Regions from separate parts of the Homo sapiens genome. Here region 1 is linked to region 2. A link is an interaction called in ENCODE POLR2A ChIA-PET data of the cell type or tissue named here. Cell type or tissue: A673. All regions are shown on one strand. Each heading gives the region's core, and the rest is flanking DNA. Links, peaks and the distances in the headings are about the cores only.

Evidence for each region. ChIA-PET counts read pairs that join two places held together with the same protein. Peaks named below come from ENCODE experiments on the same cell type or tissue, not always from the same donor. Only the 100,000 strongest peaks of a DNase experiment are listed, where the experiment ranks them.
Region 1: POLR2A ChIA-PET joins it to region 2 with 5 read pairs; 2 of 35 experiments call an interaction of 5 or more read pairs at or near these places.

The regions. Positions count from the first base shown.
Region 1 is chr16:73,120,768-73,130,115 of GRCh38, reverse strand. It overlaps a transcript of ZFHX3 not described here. Among named protein-coding and RNA genes, the nearest start is that of HCCAT5, 33 kb to the right of the region's middle. RefSeq lists enhancers at 5,515-6,014, 6,882-7,091. In A673, for the core only: no CTCF peak of the experiment used is centred there; a DNase peak (open chromatin) is centred at 4,045.
Region 2 is chr16:72,997,401-73,006,748 of GRCh38, reverse strand. The region is part of intron 1 of ZFHX3 (zinc finger homeobox 3); the gene reads left to right. Among named protein-coding and RNA genes, the nearest start is that of ZFHX3, 46 kb to the left of the region's middle. In A673, for the core only: no CTCF peak of the experiment used is centred there; a DNase peak (open chromatin) is centred at 5,998; H3K27ac peaks cover 590 bases.

The DNA.
Region 1 (9,348 bases), core at 803-8,802, 120 kb before region 2:
GTGCTGGGATAACAGAACCCAGTGGAATTAGAAATGATTTAAGTATTATAGGTCCATGCCCTAAGAAACAATTTTGGGAGAGCTTTCGCCTCTGCATTCTGGAATTCTGGCCTTCATTGTCACAAAGAGTGGAATCACTGGCAATGCTCTCGGGTTAGACGCTTTCCCTGTTTTCCTGCTTTTGCCTTAAACACAAGGAGGATGGTTAATTAAAACCATATTTAAAATATTAAGTCGACTACCTAAAGGAATGAAGTTTATTAAAATTGCTAAGCGTTAAGTACAAAACTTAAAATAGCCTGAGCACACTCTCCTTAGCCCATACCCAAAATATCGGTTGAAAGGAGCATGAGCACAGACATTGGCGAGTGGGCATACACACACACACACACACACACACATACACATGCACACACATGCACATGCGCGCACACATGCACACAGGCGTGGGCACACATACATGCACACACGCACACGCACACACGCACACATCTGCATGCACACACACGCACACACTACACCTCAATACGTTGATATATCAGTAAACGGAATGCATTTCTCAAGCAACCAGCATTTGACAAGCAGAGGGCAAAGACGATCTCCTAATTAAGGTACATAGAAGGCTGTTACACCTCAAAATTGTGAAATGGTCTCATGGGCTCAGAGAAAATAGAGACTGACACTAGATATCACTTCAATTCTGTGTGTGTGTGTGTGTGTGTGTGTGTGTGTGTGTCAGAGTCTCTGCCACCCAGGCTGGAGTGCAGTGGTGCAATTTTGGCTCACTGCAACCTCCACCTCCCAGGCTCAAGCGATTCTCATGCCTCAGCCTCCTGAGTAGCTGGGATTACAGGAACCCACCACCACGCCTGGCTAATTTTTGTATTTTTAGTAGAGACGGGATTTCGCCGTGTTGGCCAGGCTGGTCTTAGAAACTCCCGACCTCAAGTGATCTGCCCACTTCAGCCTCCCAAAGTGCTGGAATTACAGGTGTGCCCCTCCGCACCAGGCCCACTTCAACTCTTTAAGGCTCAGTTTCTCCACCGGTCATCTGGGGTCAGTGTTATCCCCTTTGGAAGAGTGTGGGGAAGGTTTAAGGAGAGACTTAGCACAAAGTAAGTAGGCACTTGCTCAGTGTAATGCCCCTTTCTCCCCAGGATCTCTTTGGGGTTCAATTGATAAAACATGACCATTACTCCAACAACCACATGAGGTGAGTGTTACCATCCCCGTTATATAGATGAGAAACTCTTCCAAAAGGTATTCTCTGATGGTCTCTTCTAATGCTAAGGAATTCCCTTGTTTGTATCACAAATGAGTGGGGAATTGATCTGGACTTTCAGAAACAACCAGGATTTGGGGAACAAGCGGAGAAGGATGTTTCAGACAGGATCAAACTCTACAGAGGCTTGTAAGAGAATAGGGAGTATAAAATGGTAAAAGATCAAAAGAAATGCAACCTTTTCTTCTTCTCCTTCCATATAGAGTGCTTGAGTATGGGTCAGTCAGTGTCATTTGTTCCTGGGCTTATAGTACCTGTTATTTATTAAGTACCCAAGCTGAGAGCCAGTATAGGAAAATGGTTAAGAAAAAGTGCTCTGGAGTTGGTCTGCCTGGGTTTGCATTCCTGCCTGTCATTTATAAGCTGTGTGACCATGGGGAATTCTTTCAACCTCTCTGAGCACTAGGTTTCATGATTGTAAAATTAAGACAAGAATAGTTTCTTCACATGGTTGCTTTGAGAATTAATCAAGTTAATATATGCAGAGCTTTTGCCGTGCCTGCACCTGTGAACATTCAGCACATGGTAATTTGTTGTTGTTGCTGTTTTCATGTGCTGTATATAAATAAAACAAGATTTGGGTGGATTAAGAAATAGACCAAATCACCCAAATAGTAACAACTGGTAGAGACAGGATTCTAAAACCCAGCCCCCCTGTATCAGTCAGAAAAAGTTCAGTTATGCTGGGTAACAAACAAGGCCAAAAATTAAGTGATGTGACACAATAGAAGTTTATTCCTTATTCACACAAAATTCATTGCAGTTTTGGAAAACTATGCATCCATTTGCTTAACATTCCAGATAGTTTCACTCTTATCCATATCAACACTAGTATGCAGGATCACAGTGGCAAGCAAAGAACAGGAAGGTTGTACACCAGTAATTAAATGCTTCTACCCAGCAGGGACATGCATCACTTCTATTCACATTTCATTGGCCAAACAAGTTACATGTTCACATCTAATTCAAGAAAAAGAATTACAATCCTTCCGAGGGCATAAAAGTTCAGGAAAATAAGTCATCAGCCAGTCTCTTAACTACACTATATGGCACCATTCTGCTTCTGTCTGTGATAGGACCAGGCATTGTCCAACTTTCTCTGCAGCCATTAGTTTCAACAGCCCTTACTGAGTGAGGTTCAGGAAAAAGCATCGGGGTTTTAAATGAACTAATTAATCAGCAACTGTTCCATAACATCCAGTCTGCACCCTGTTCCTTTCTTGCCTGCCAGCAGTGCTCCGTGGTCAGTGGCTGTCCTCAAGTGCCCCAGTCAGCTCGGCTGAGCCCAAAGCCTCCCATCTCTGCATTCAGGGGCTCTCTTCTTCCCCCATCCATCACCAGGGACCAGTGATCTTGCCTGTCGATGCCCGGCTCTCGCTTGATGTCTCAGTTCCGGAACAGAGATGCTCCAGCTACTACCTGGGAAGGCTCTGGCCCCAAAAATATTTAGTTAGCAGCCATTCAGTTAAGTGGAATTGACTTTTTATCGGCTTTCCTCTGTACGGCTGCCACCAGCGAAGGCTGTTTCCTTCTTCCCTCTTCTCTGCCTGTCAGTTTCCTCCACATTCCTATCGGCAGCCTTTAGCTCTGATCGATACTAACCGCTGTGTAACAGCTCACGCACGACTGCTCTGGTTTGCATCGATCAGACCCTTCTTCCAACAGGTAGTCAGCTATTTGAGGCAATGACTTGAGATAAACACCTACTTTTACTTCAGGCTAATTCATTTCAGGTGGATTTCAAGGAGGCCCTGCACCCCGTCTCTTAGACAAGCTGAAATTGGAGAGTCAAGATCCACGCACTGCATGCTTGAGATCCTAGGAGACCTTTCTTCCTCTCCCGTTTTCTTTTTCTTTCCCTTGTATTTTGTAAGTGCCACTTATAAACAAGATACCAGGACTCAGGACGTTGAAAATGCCACTTCAGAAAATGTGTCGGCCATCCATCCCTCTGTCCTTTTAATGAGATGCATCCGGGACTGCAGGAAACCAAGACTGCTGCGGAGGCAGGATTGTCGCTGGGCAACCAAGCATCCTTCCAGCTGCCCCAGAAAGAATCTCACAATGTCCTGCAATCCCTGGTCTTCTCACCACCTCAGGGGGCGGTCCTTGAATCCACCCCCATCCTTGTTCCAGGCTCACAAGTGAAATTTACCAGGAGCTGATATTGCAAAATAGATTGCTATTTCGCAACTGACTGCAGTGTGTGGGAGTGGTACAACTTATTAACATGTGCACTGCAACCAAAGAACACACAAGACTGGCTGACGTACACTTTTTTTCCAACGTGTACCCTAAGTGTGGCTGAATGATACATCTAATACTATCATTCACCTATCACGTGGCTCCCAAACCTCCCATCTGTTTCTGTTTCTTCAGTCCCCGCTTGACACATCCAGTACTTCAGTCCCCAAGTCCTGTTGTGCTTCCCCTAGCAGCGCAATGCCCTTGTCTCTTCCCTCCATCTAGGCTGCTATCATCCTCATTCAAGCCCTCATCACCTAGTGCTTGGACCTCTGCAGTATCCTCTCGCTGATTGCCTGGCTTCCAGTTGCTCCCTGCTTTGTTAGTTTGGCCTTGCACACGGATAAATTTCCTGGTGCCCCGCTGTGATTGCCTTTCTCTTCTCTGAAGTCCTCAGTGGCTTCCCAGAGCCTCCCAGAATGGAGGACAAATTCCTCCACCCATCATTCTGGTCCTTGGCTCTCTCCCCATTCTCTGTCTTTCCCCATTCTCTAGCACAAACCCCATACTAGTCCCTGTGGATGACTCACTGCTTCCTCTCTGTGCATTTTTCAGCTATGTGCCTAAGAAACAAATGCTGTGTCCCACACCCTCTTTGAAATTGGTTCAAATCCTGGCTCCATTTCTTATTACTGTATGACCTTGACTGAGTTATCTAACTTCTCTTTGCCTCAATTTCTCATCTGTGAAGTGGGATAATAATGGTACGGTATTAGGGTTCTCTAGAGGGACAGAACTAATGGAATAGATATGTGTGTGTGTGTATATATATGCATATATATATACATATATACACACATATATATATATGGGAGTTTATTAAGTATTAACTCACACGATCACAGCTTCCCACAATAGGCCATCTACAGGCTGAGGAGCAAGGAGAGCCAGTCCAAGTTCCAAAACTGAAGAATTTGGAGTCCAGTGTTCGAAGGCAGGAAGCATCCAGTACAGGAGAAAGATGTACGCTGGGAGGCTAGGGAGTCTCTCTCTTCACATTTTTCTGCCTGCTTATATTCTAGCTGCACTGGCAGCTGATTAGATGGTGCCCACCCAGGTTAAGGGTGGGTCTGCCTTTCCCAGCCCATTGACTCAAATGTGAATCTCCTTCTGCAACACCCTCACAGACACACCCAGGATCAATATTTTATATCCTTCAATCCAATCAAATTGACATTCAGTATTAACCATCACAGTACCTACCCCATAAAGTGGCTATGAAGATTAAATAAATTAATGTATGTACGACATCCAGAATGGTACCTGCACATAGTAGGTTCCATGTCAATGTTTGCTCTATTATTTTCTTCATCTCTCCAAGCCACAACTCAAAGCAGACCTCCTCCATGAGTATTCTGCAGGTCACCCTAGCAAAAAAAAAAAAAAAAAAACAGCTCAATTCCTCTTCTGCCACCCACAGCTCTTGGTTTCTTCCGATAATATAATAATATTACAGCAAACAGTGACTGGGTGCTAGGTACATGATCAGGGCTTTCCTATGCATTATTGCTTTTAAATCCATGGGCTGGATACCTTCCATTTGCCCCAGATCTACTCTCTCACCTTCTCCACCTTGCTTTTTGCCACAGGAGGCTGATTTGAAGCCCAGTGGCTTCCAGTTGGGTTTGGCCAATGAGGATCACTGGCAAAAATAGGCAAGAGGAAGAAGTTAGATCAGAGTTTGTATTCTCCCAGCCCCCTCCCAGCCATGTCACTGCAGAACAGACTCATTTCTCAACACAAGGTTATGGGTCCTGTTAAGCAACCCTCTTGACCCCACCTGCTCTGTCCCCAGCTTCTCGTCACCATGCCCTGTCCTTGCTTCCCACCTGGGTGCTATCACAACCCCAGTGCGCTACACTCTCTCTTGTGTTTCCCTGAACCCTGACCACATCTTTGTAGATGTAATAGTCCCTTTATAAACTCTCCTCAAGTTATCCTAATACAGATGTGTGACCCTGGCCGACACAGTTCTCATTACAACCCTGCAAAGCATGTACTGTCACTGTTACCGTTGCTATCAAACGTGTCCAGGATTATATCTAAGTGGTGGGACTGAACCTGCCTGGCTCCAAAGCCCGCACTCTGAATCGCTCTAGGGTATGGTCTGAATGTTGAAACCTAATCCTCAATGTGATGATATCAGGAGGTGGGGACTTTGGGAAGTGATTAGGTCATAGGGGTGGAGCTCTCATGAATGAATGGAATTAGTGATCTTATAAAAGAGACCCAGAGAGCTAGCTTGCTCCTTCCACCACATGAAGGCACAGCAAGGAGACATCATCTATGAACCAGAACGCAGGCCCTCACCGGACAGCAGATCTGCCGTCCCCAGTGCCTTGATCTTGAACTTCCCAGCCTCCAGAACTGGGACAAATATATTTCTGCTGCTTAAAAGCTACCCAGTTTATGGTATTTTGTTACGGCAGCCGGAACAGGCCAAAACACACTATTATAATAGCTCTCCTATACAAGGTTGTAAAGTGGTTATTTCTACATGGATTTTCCCACCTGTGACTCAAACTGTATTAGTTGGTTGGTTGGTTGGTTTTGCCATCTGTCTTAGTCCATCTGTACTGCTATAACAAAACACCACAGACTGGGTAACTTATAAACAATAGAAATGTATTTCTCACAGTTTTAGAGCCTGAGAAGTCCAAGATCAATGTACTGGCAAATTTGGTATCTCATGAAGTCCCATTCCTCATAAATGGCATCTTCTTACTGGGTCTTCATATTGCAGAAGGGGCAAACAAGCTCCCCCAGGCCTCTTCTATAAGGGCATGAGTCCCATTCAGGAGGGCTCTACCCTCATAACCTAATCACTTCCCAAAGACTCTACCTCTTAATGCCCCTAAATTGGGGATTAGGTTTCAACATATTAATTTCCAGGTGACTCAAACATTGAGACCATAGCACCATATTTTTAAAATATCCAAAACTTAGAGACTTAAAACAACAATTGTTAATTAGCTCACCATCCTGGAGGCTGGCAGTTTGGGTTGGGCTTAGCTTGGAAGTTCTTCTGTTGAGTTCACCTGAACTTGTGTATGTGGCTACAGTCAGGTGAGGACTGTCTGAGGCCTGGTGGTCCCAGATGGTATCACTTATGTGCCTGGAACCTGGGAGGGATCCACAAGGGTGACCAGGCTATGTGTCTCCAGGATCTAGTAAGCCAGTCTAGACTTCTTCACATGATGGCTGGATTCCAAAAATAGCAAAAGAGAGCAAACCCCTCTGTGCAAGTGCTTGTCAAGCTTCTGCTTGCATTAGGTGTCCTGATGTCCCGTGAGTAGTATAACCCAGATTCAAGGGCTGGTGAAACTGACTCCACGTCTTGGTGGGAGGAGCTGCAAAATACTGTAGCCATTTTTTTTTTTTTTAATCTACCACATGGGACACTCCTTTCCGGAAAGATCTATGCCTTTGACAACTTCACATCCTGTATCCTCATAACCCAAGTCAGAAAAGCAATGTGGGGGCTGGCCCTGTGTTTTAGAGGGTGGGGAGTGTCCTCTTTATAGCTTGGTGAACATCTGACACTCTTCCTGCCTGTTACCACCAGACTGAAAATAATTCTGAAAGGGCAGTCTCTTAAAACGTAGCATGAGGGAGTGGAATTTTTTTTAATTAGGCTAGAGCAGAATTTTTAAAAGAATCTTTTCTTTTCTTCAGTTGCCTCTCCCTTGTTATACATTTTAACTCCACCCAGCGGCCGACCACATCCAGCCTGGGCTCTCCTTCTCGCTCCTCCACACCACTGTTTGCTTGGCAGCAGTGCTCAGCTCCCAGGGCCACGGAAAGCCGAAGGAGAAGTCTTGCTTCCTGCTCTCCTCACTTCGTGTTTTCTTTCCTCTGCTCCTTCTGGGGCTCACCCTTAACTGCTGACTCCTGCTCTGTGCCCATCTGGTGCCCCACTAGGAACAGGATGCTAGGAAGGGCTGGACAGTTTGTCTACAGGGAATCCCCTGATGGCCCCCCAAGTTGGTCACTGCACCCCGTGGTGGCCTAGAGACACAGCCAAAAGACTTGACCTCCAGGAAGCCGCAAGACAGAAAACAAATCCTAAAATTAGTTATATGTGGCCAGGCACAGTGGCTCACACCTGTAATCCCAGCATTTTGAGAGGCCAAGGCAGGCAGACCACTTGAGGTCCGGGTTTCGAGACCAGCCTGGCCAACATGATGAAACCCTGTCTCTACTAAAAAAAAAAAAAATACAAAAATTAGCCTGGCATGCACCTGTAGTTCCAGCTATTCAGGAGGCTGAAGCATGAGAATCGCTTGAACCCGGGAAGTGGAGGTTGCAGTGAGCCGAGATTGCGTCACTGCACTCCAGCCTGGGCTACAGAGTGAGACTCCATCTTAAAAAAAAAAGAGCAGTTGTATGTGAAATTATATTTAAAGATACTTGTGAATTTGATGTGGCTATCCATTAATTAATTTCACAAGTATGGATAGGGTACCTACCATGTGCCAGGCCCTGGAAATATAAAATATGGTTCCTGCCCCTGAGAAACTTATAGTCTTAGTGGGGAGAGAGACACACGAAGACAATATGAATTAATATTCATGAATAATAATATTCATGAAGAGAATATAATTAATATGAATAGGTTGGAGCAAAAGTAATTGCAGTTTTCACCTTCAAAAGTAATGGTGAAAACCACAATTATGGCTGGGTGCGGTGGCTCATGCCTGTAATCCCAACACTTTCGGAGGCCGAGGCAGGTGGATCACGAGGTCAGGAGATACAGACCATCCGGACTAACATGGTGAAACCCCGTCTCTACTAAAAATACAAAAAATTAGCCGGGTGTGGTGGCAGGCGCCTGTAGTCCCAGCTACTTGGGAGGCGGAGGCAGGAGAATGGCGAGAACCCAGGAGGCAGAGCTTGCAGTGAGCCGAGATCGAGCCACTGCACTCCAGCCTGGGCAACAGAGCAAGACTCCATCTCAAAAAAAAAAAAAAAGAAAGCTGCAATTAGTTCTGCGCCAGCCTAATAAGTCCTATGTAAGAACATATCATGAAAGATGTTAGAAGGCCACTGTGCCTAGCCTGAGTGATTGGGAAAACTGTTCTCAAGGAGATGCTGTCTGAAATGGTCTAGGCCAAAGATGTCCAGTAGAAACACAGTACAAGCCATGTGTGTAATTTTAAATATTCCAGTAGCCATATTTTAAAAAGTAAAAACAAACAGGTGAAAATAATCTTAATAATATATTTTATTCAACCCAATATGTCCAAAATATTACCATTTCACTATGCAATCAATGTAAAAATTATTAATGAGATATTATACATTCTTTTTATTGTGTTAAGTCTTTGAAAGCCAGTGCATATTTTATACTTACAGTACATCTCAATTTGTATGCCAAATTTTCAATTGTTAAAGTAAAATGTAGTCCTATCAAAGCAATAAAGCTGTGTTTAACAGAAACATATATTATATTGCTTTGATTTAAAATTTGTAATTTAAATTAATTGTGATGAAATAAAGTAGAAAATTCAGTTCCTCACTGGCAGTAGCCACATTTCAAGTAATCCATAGCCACGCATGGCTAGCAGCTGCCATATTGGAGAGTGGTGGCTTAAGCGGATAAATAGATGTAAAACAAAGAAAGTAGAGAGGATAGGGGCCCGGCACAGTGGCTCACACCTGTAATCCCAGCACTCTGGGAGGCCGAGGTGGGCGGATCACAAGGTCAGGATATCAAGACCATGCTGGCTAACACGGTGAAATCCCATCTCTATTAAAAATATAAAAAATTCGCCGGGCGTGGTAGCACACACCTGTGGTCCCAGCTACTCGGGAGGTTGAGG
Region 2 (9,348 bases), core at 643-8,642:
CTGTCTGTCTGTGTGTATGTGTGTGAGAGATACATTTGATCACCTTCCTTCCTTTCCTTCCTTTCCTCTTTCCTTCCTCCCTTTCCTTTCCTTTTCTTTCGTTTCTTTCTTTTTTTTCTTTTCTTTCTTTTCTTTCTTTGTCTTGTTTTGTTGCTTAGGCTGGAGTGCAGTGGTGCAATCATGGCTCATTATAGCCTTGACCTCCAGCTCAAGCAGTCTTCCTGCATCACCTTGAGTAGCTGGGACTACAGGCACACACCACCATGCTGGGCTTTAATTTTTTTTTTCATAGAGATTGGGGTCTCACTATGTTGTCCAGGCTGGTCTTAAACTCCTGGCCTCAAGTTATCCTCCTGCGTTGGCCTCCCAAAATTCTGGGATTATAGGCTTGAGCCGTCACACTTGACTGCATTTGGTAATTTTCTACCCTTATTCCTAGTCTGCTTAGAATTTTGAAAACTCAAGCTTGAAAGAGGATGCATTGACTTCTCAATGAAGAAACAGGCAGCCAACACCCTCAGACTTAGTGATGAATCATGAGAGGCAACATTCTGAAACTGGGAACACAATGGAGACTATGGAATATACTAATTTGCTAATTTCTTTTTCCTACCTTATTGAACTGGTCAGGATGGACAAACCAAAGTCAAATAATGGTTAAAAAGAAACAAAGAAAATTATTTCCAGATGTTACTGTCTTCCTAGTGGCCCAAGACACATTTAAATTTAATTAAGGAGTTCAGTTACAACGTAACATTTTAAAAGATAATTAGCTTTCTCATATACTGGGAAAAACTGGTTAGAAAATATAGAGATCACTCAGTGGGATGGAATCAAATAGAAATGTGTCTGGTAAAGGTTGTATTTCATGTTAAGTGAGAGGAATCAGAGTAACAGCTCACATAACGCTTCAGAACTTCTAAGTGCCAAGCATTATGCTGAAGACCTTTTTTTTTTTTGAGACGGAGTCTCGCTCTGTTGCCTAGGCTGGAGTTCAGTGACACAATCTCAGCTCACTGCAAGCTCTGCCTCCCGGGTTCACGCCATTCTTCTGCCTCAGCCTCCCGAGTAGCTGGGACTACAGGCGCCGGCCACCACGCCCGGCTAATTTGTATTTTTAGTAGAGACGGGATTTCCCTGTGTTAGCTAGGATGGTCTCCATCTCCTGTTCTCGTAATCTGCCCGCCTCGGCCTCCCAAAGTGCTGGGATTACAGGCGTGACCCATGGTGCGCAGCCAACTTTTTTCTTTTTTTGAGACAGAGTCTTGTTCCCTCACCTAGGCTGGAGTGCAGTGGCACGATCTTGGCTCACTGTAACCTTTGTCTGCCAGGCTCAAGCAGTTCTCCTGCCTCAGTCTCTCAAGTAACTGGGGCTACAGGTGTGCGCCACCATGCCCAGCTAATTTTTGTATTTTTAGTAGAGACTGGGTTTCACCATTGTTGGCCAGGCTGGTCTCAAACTCATGGCCTCATTATCTTCCCGCCTTGGCCTCCCAAAGTGCTGGCATTATAAGACGTGAGCCACTGCACCAGACCAAGACTTTATATGAACTTATTTAATCCTCATAAAAACCAGATGAATTGGATACTACTAATACATTACTAATAGTTCATTTTATAGTGAAGGAAACCGAAGCTCAGGGAGTTTAAGTAACAGGCTCAAAGTCAGCCAGACTTGGACACTGATGTAACTGACAGCAAAACCAGTGATCTCTATCACTGCACTTCACTGCCTCTCGTATTATAAAATTATGCAATAAATGGTTGTAGGACAGTTAGATAGCCAAATGGCGGAAAAATTAGGTTAGAGCCATTTTTCATAGCATATGTTACCATCCATTCCAGGTGAGTTGGAGAGGTAAAAGTAAAACTAAAATCACAAAAGAGCTAGAAGAAAATATAGGTTAATATTGATCTGAATATAGGGCAGTGAGGAATATTAGGCCTAAGCCTTGTGGGGAAGAAATTGTAATAGAAAAGATTGATGTAGTCTACTTAAAAAAAATTGTGCATGCTGGTCACTAATCACAAAATTTTAAGGCATATGACAAACTGTGAAAAGGTGTTTAGAGCACATGGAATTGACAGTGTGTCCTAAATCCTTAATATATAAAGAGCTCTTAAAAATGAATGAAACAGCCAGGTGCAGTGGCCCACACTTGTAATCCCAGCACTTTGGGAGGTTGAGGCAGGCACATCACAAGGTCAGGAGTTCAAGAACAGCCTGGCCAACATGGGGAAACCCCATCTCTACTAGCTGGGCGTGATGGTGGGCATCTGTAATCCCAGCTACTTGGGAGGCTGAGGCAGGAGAATGGCTTGAAACCAAAAGGCAGAGGTTGCAGTGAGCCGAGATTGCACCACTGTGCTCCAGCCTGGGTGAAAGAGTGAAACTCCATCTCAAAAAAAAAAAAAAAAAAAAAAAAAGATTGATGCATACAGATAGAGAAAAATGGAGGCCAGGCACAGTAATCCTAGCACTTTGGGAGGCTGAGGTGGGAGGATTGCTTGAGCCCAGGAGTTTGAGACCAGCCTGGGCAACATAGTGATACCTGTCTCTACTTAAAAAAAAAAAAAAAAAAAAAAAAAGTCGTGTTTTTATGTAGTTATTATTGTGGTAAACAAAAATAAAAAGAGATAAATGGGCAAAGAACACAAATGGACAATTCATGAAGAATAAATCTAGGCTGCCCATTTGAAGAGCCAAATGAGACCTCATTGTTTTAACGTATTTGATTACTGGTAAGGTTGAGCTTTTTTTGTTTTGTTTTGTTTTTTTGAACTAAGTGGAAAAAAAAAAAAAAGCAAATACCCTGATCTGGTTATTGGGTATAAAAATTAGTATACCCTTTCTGGAGGATCATTTGGCAGTATGTGTCAAGAAACTTTAAGGTTTATTTAAATGTGTAGCTTTTCCCCCCGTGAATTCCTGACCCCCTCACTCTGTTCTGCCTCTGCATTTCTGACCATACCATATGCCACTAGTAAAATACTATACAATTAAAAAAATGTATTATCCTTTTTGTTTGTTTGTTTGTTTTTTGAGATGGAGTCTCGCTGTTTCGTCCAGGCTGGAGTGCAGTAGTGCAGTCTCAGCTTACTGCAATCCCTGCCTCCCTGGTTCAGGCGACTCTCCTGCCTTAGCCTCCTGAGTAGCTGGGACTACAGGCGCCCGCCATCACTCCCAGCTAATTTTTTTTTTTTTTAAGAGATGGGGCGGGGTGGGGAGGGGGGGGTCTCACCATGTTGGCCAGGCTGGTCTCGAACTCCTGACCTCAGATGATCCACCCACCTTGGCCTCCCAAAGTGCTGGGATTATAGGTGTGAGCCATTGTGCCTAGCAAAAAATGTATTATCCTTGATTGTTTCCCCTGCTAGAATCTAAGCTTCACAAGGGCGGAGTCTTTGTCTGATGGTTTTTTTTTTTTTTTCCCTTTAATTATCTTACGTCTAATACCCGGATCAGGACTGGTGACAACTCCATTTGTAATAAGGAAACCCTGAGAGTCGTGCAAAGGAAATTTATACATAAAGATTTTTGCTACAGACACTTATAACAGACATTTATAATAGTGAAAAATGGAAACTATCTGAAAAATCTTACAGGGGATTGATTTAAACTGTGGTGCAGCCATATGGTAGATGCTTATGCAGCTATTTAAAACTCCTGCCTCCTGGTTATAAATGTGGGAAAACAGTGATGTAAATGGAATGAAAGGAACTCTGTGGACTATAGGACTTCAGTTTAATTTTTAAAATATGCATAGAAGAGAAGCTAAAGAATTACATATGACTGATGGCTATTTCCAGCTGGTAGAAGTACAGGCTACTTTTAATACTTTGTTTTCTGAGCTCCGCATAGTGAATATCTATTACTTTTTGTCATGAGAAGAAAATATGTGCTTAAAAGTTTGCAAAAATGTAGAATCACTTAAATAGCACTGGCCTGTGGCTGTGTTTGGAGGCTTTTTGGAGATTATTCAATCTTGTGAATTAGCGAGAACCTAATTTAAAAAAAAGCAGCAAAGATGCTTCACAAAATGTCCTTAGGCTACTTAGCTTTAATTATTTATGATATTTACTGTAAGCATCTATGGTATGTGTTTGTAAAAATAGTGGAAGTCTTAGTGATCTGCAAGCTTGTGGAATCAATCGCCTTGGGTACTTGAGAACACCTTTGCCCAAGTTAGCTGTCTTGATGGAAATGTGTGTGCTGTCTTTCTGATATGTCACTGAATTTCAAAGCAAACTTAGATCACACCTCAGCATAAGCTGGGTGGGCAGTATGCAGTTGTGATATGTGATATGTCGATTCTGGTATTAACCAAGGAGAAGACGCTCTGATCTACCTTCTCTATCTCGTCACTTTGTGGAAGGACTTAGGGGGCAGGTATAGGAGAAGCTGCCAAGTGCCAGGGGAGCCAGCCACCACAGAGCATTAATCTTGGTGTGCCAAAAGAGAAGACCAGAGTTACTGATGGAGTTCTCCTGGCCAGAGAAGTAGAAGCTTGTTCAGCATGTTTGAGTAGAAGTTTCCTGGAATCCCTAAAGAGTCACGTGCTATCCTGGCGGGGGTTTGAGTTCCATGTCCGTTACTTTATGGCTGTGGGTCTCAGATGCTTTATCTGTAAAAGAAAGTTAGACTGGATTCTCTCCTCACTCTTTCTTCAACCCTAAAATTCCAAAGCAATCTGGTATCCTTTTATTTGGGGGCATGACTGTTAGGTGTCTCTGTCATCTGTGAGGATGGAGAGAGGCCCAGGGAGTTTTGCTGCTTTTCTGGTCTATGGACCGGAATGTGGGCTTGATAGGTAATGCCACATGGTGAGAGGAAGGTGGCTAGAGAGAGTCAGTCTGGCCTAAGTGAGAATCTCTGCTACTTACTGGCCAAAATTATATATTTTCTTTTCTTTCCCCCCCTTTTTTTTTTGAAGGGTCTCACTGTCTTGTCCAAGCTGAAGTGCGTGGTGGTGCAGTCAGGGCTCACTGCAGCCTTGACCTCCCGGGCTCAAGGCATCCTTCCACCTCAGCCTCCTGAATAGCTGGGACGACAGTCATGTGCCACCACACTTGGCTAACCTTTTTTTAAAAAAAATTTTGTAGAGACAGAGTCTTGCTATCTTGCCCAGGCTGGTCTTGAACCTCTGAGCTGAAGTGATCCTCTCACTTCAGCCTCCCAAAGTGTTGGGACCACAGGCATGAGTCAGCACTCCTGGCCTCCATTATATCTTTTCATTTGCAAAATGGAGATGTGTATTGTTATCTATTGCTGCATCACAGATTACCCCTAAGTTCAGTAGCTTAAAATGGCAAGCACTTATTATCTTACAGTTTCTGTGGGTCAGGAATCGGGCTGTGGCGTAGCTGGGTCCCCTGCTGCAAGGTCAAAGTGTTTACCTGGGGCCGTGGTCTCATCTGAAGACTTGACTGGGGACAGACTGAAATCTGTGCTCACACACACGGTTGTTGATAGGATTCATTTCCCCAAGAGCTGCTGGCTGGAGGCTGCTCTCAGTTCTTTGCCATGTGGGTCTCACCACAGAGCAGCTCACAATGGGGCACTTGGCTTCCATAAGGGAGAGGAGGAGGAGAAGGGTGCAGATGACTAAAATGACGGTTTCTTTGCAGCCTCATCTCAGAAGTGGTGTCCTATCACATTTGTCCTATTCCATTTGCATGCTGTTGGTAAGAAGTGAGTCCCTATGTATTGCTCACTCCCAAGGGGAGGGGACTACACAAGGGTGTGAATGCCACGGGGTGGGATTGGAGGATCTGGCTTAGAGGCTGCCCACCAGGGATCATAAGGACTGAGTGAGGCGACAGTTTGTTCAAGTGTCAGGAACAGCTTCATTGCTTAGTGTTGGCTGCTGTTCTTGTCTCCACCCCCAGTTTCAAAATTGCTTTGCCTAAGGGGTTTGTGGGGTTCAGCAGAGACTCCAGGAGTGTGTCGAACGTGGAGGAAGGTCTTGTCACATGATCTGACGCCCATCCGCTGTCCTTTTCCAGTTAGGCTTTGGAGTGTCTGCTGGGTGTGGCATGTCTAGCGTAATTTGAGAGGGAAATGGGTGTTTGGCCGCTGAAAACATCCAGTGTGTGTTTCTGTGGGTTAGGCAGCTATTCAGAGAAACACCCAGGAGCTCTTTGGGAGCCCACGGGTCGAGACAGAAAAGCTTCCTGAAGTTGTCCCTTTTTGTGTGTCTCAATGCCACCACTTACGAAGTCAAGGAGGAGGCCTGCCTGGCACATCCTTCAGTTAAAGGATACTCTATTGGGTTGAGCCGAGTGCCAGACATTGCCACAACCCTAGGAAATGAGTTAGGAAAAAAATGGAAAGCAGAGTCCTCCCACTAGAACAAGCTGAGCTTTGTGCAGAACAGGCTCCAAATATGAAAAGACCATTGTTCCCGGATGGCTTTTTAATTCATGCTCACCACTCACACCCATCAGCTCGCCAAGAAGAGGCGCCTCCTTCCTTCCTTTCACCGCGTGCCCTTCGTCCCTCCCTCCTCTCTCCAGTGCCCTGGGGACAGGTCGAGGGACCCTGGGGGATGGGAGGATGCCGAGCCTGGTGTTGACAGACAGTGGTGCCTGCTCTGTTCTTCTGCCCGGGATACTTACTCGGGTGGGCCCTCCACCTGTTGGAGAGCAGCTCTCTGCATTTCTAGGTTCGGAAGCCAGCCCTGTCCCCATGGGGCTCCGGGAACAAAGCCCAGTGTCAGCCCATTCCAGTCTTTCCTTCAAAACTCTGTGCACACCTTCTCTTGCCTGCAGCCAAAGCGACAAGCCAGAAGTGAACTGTTTTCTGTATGTTTCCATTTTCCCCGGGTTGCCCTGCTCTTAGAGCTGAATCTGGATGGATGAGCCTGCAGAAGCTTTCAGCTTGCCAGTGTCCTCCACTCCACCAGATAGGGCAGGTGCAGCTGCTGAGCGGAGAGAGTGAAGTATGTACTTATGGTGTGAAGAAAATTGACTGATTCAAGAGTTGCTGCCAAAGTGTGTGTGGTCTCGTGGGCTCAGGTGAGACCCCTGCCCACGCTGGCATCGAAGGCTGTCCCATGTCTGACTTGTATCGTGCCCAATAGGATGGGGTCCTGACAGCTCTCAGGATAGATGGGTCACCCCTGAGCCAATCCTGCCCAGATCTGGACTGAGCCTGCGAAGTTTTCTGGTTAGCGGTTGCTGTGAGCATGCCTCCAAAGTTTATGCCCTGTGGACATTTTTCTTCTGCTTATAGTGATTCCCAAGCCTGTGGATTTGTCCTGTGTTTGTTTGTGCCTTAAGATTTTCCAGGTATCCAGGCATGTTGGCTCATGCCTGTAATCCCAGCACTTTGGGAGGCTGAGGTGGGAGGATCACTTGAGGTCAGGAGTTCGAGACCAGCCTGGCCAACATGCGAAACCCTGTATCTACTAAAAATACAAAAATTAGCCGGGTGTGGCGGCATGTGCCTATAATCCCAGCTACTCAGGAGGCTGAGGCAGGAGAATTGCTTGAACCTGGGAACCTGAGAGGCGGAGGTTGCAGTGAGGGAAGATGGTGCCACTGCACTCCAGCCTAGGCGACAGAGCGGGACTTTGTCTCAAAACAAAAAAACAAAAGATTGTGTAGGCACCACCTCAGTTGATTATTCTGTGTAATCTCATGTCTGTAGCGTACATGTGACTAGGGCAGAAATAATTCAGAATAATCTCAGATTAGGTCAAAATGGAAGTCTCCTGTTTAAGAATGAGGAGATGTTTATGTGGCTACTACAGAGTTAACCACATGTCATTGCAAAGACAGTGAGTTTTCAAGTTAAAGGGTTATGAGGATTTTAAATTAAGAAACCCCAGGGGTCTAGTTTAATGGTGGACAAGCCCCAGAGAGACGATCTGATGGACCAGATAAGTTGTACACAATTCTGTGAAAATCTGTTAACTCCAGGCCCGGGCAGCTTAACTTCTTGACATGTCACCCAAATATAATTGTTAATGCCGTGGGAAAGAGTCTTGAGCAGCGGTAAGTTCTGTAAAGTCTGTGAGTGAGAACTACAAGCATGAATTATTACAGTGGGGCCAGATCAGAGTTATGTTTTAGGTTCTCATGATTAGAGGAAGCCAGGGTTTTACATTACTGCAGTATGTGGCCCCTAAGCACCCGAAATGTGGCTGGTTCGCCCTGAGCCATACTGTGAGTGTGGAACACATACCAGTTTTCCCAGGCTTAGTAGGAAAACAAGGGGAAACTGTCTTAATAAAACCTAGATCGATTACGTTTGAAATAATGTGTAGACAGATTCGGTTAAATAAGACATATTACAATGAATTTCACCTGTTTCTTTTTTCCCCTTATTAGTATTATTATTTTTTGAGACAGAGTCTCAGTCTGTTGCCCAGGCTGGAGTGTGGTGGCATGATCTTGGCTCACTACAAACTCTGCCTCCTGGATTCAAGCAATTCTTGTGCCTCAGCCTCCTGAGCAGCTGGGATTACAGGCATGCACCACCACACCTGGTTAATTTTTGTATTTTTAGTAGAGATGGGGTTTCACCATGTTGGCCAGGCTGGTCTCAAACTCCCGACCTCAGGTAATCTGCCTGCCTTGGCCTCCCAAAGTGCTGAGATTATAGGTGTGAGCCACCGCACCTAGCCTTGAATTATTTTTTTGTTTTTATGTTTTCATTTTTGTTGTTTGGACAGGGTCTTGCTTTAAATCACGGGAGTACAGTGGTGCAATCATGGCTCACTGCAGCCTCCACCTCCCAGGCTCAAGCAATTCTCCTATCCCAGCCTCCTGAGTAGCTGGGACCAGAGGTGCACACCATCACACCCAGCTAATTTTTTTCTTTTTTTGTAGAGATAGGCTTTCCCTGTGTTGCCCAGGCTGGTCTTGGAACTCCTGGGCTCAAGCGATCTTGCCGCCTCGGCCTCCCAAAGTGTCAGGATTGCAGCTGTGAGCCACTGCACCAGGCCCCTCCCCTTTTTTAACATGGATACTGGGAAATTTAAAGTTCATAGATAGGTGGTTCCCCTTTTAGATGAAGGATTTACATGAAAGATGGTTAAAGAAGGAAGAGCCATAGATGTGTGGGTTATGATTCTGGCCAGTGAACTTTGTGGAAAGTCAAACCTGGCTCCAGTGGGGAGTGCTGTGAATAAGTCTGGGGGGAGATGATCTGTATTTGCTTTTCAGATTACCCCACCTTAGACAGAACTTTGTCAGATTGTGTCCCACTGGCTGTGATCTGACTGGAAAGTGAGGAGACAGATGTGTAGCGAGAAGACTGAGTCGCTGCCTCCTTGGTGAGGCAGAGGCAATGGGGCTTCACCCTGGGGAACCCTTGAGGGCAAGGGTGGTTACTCAAGACTT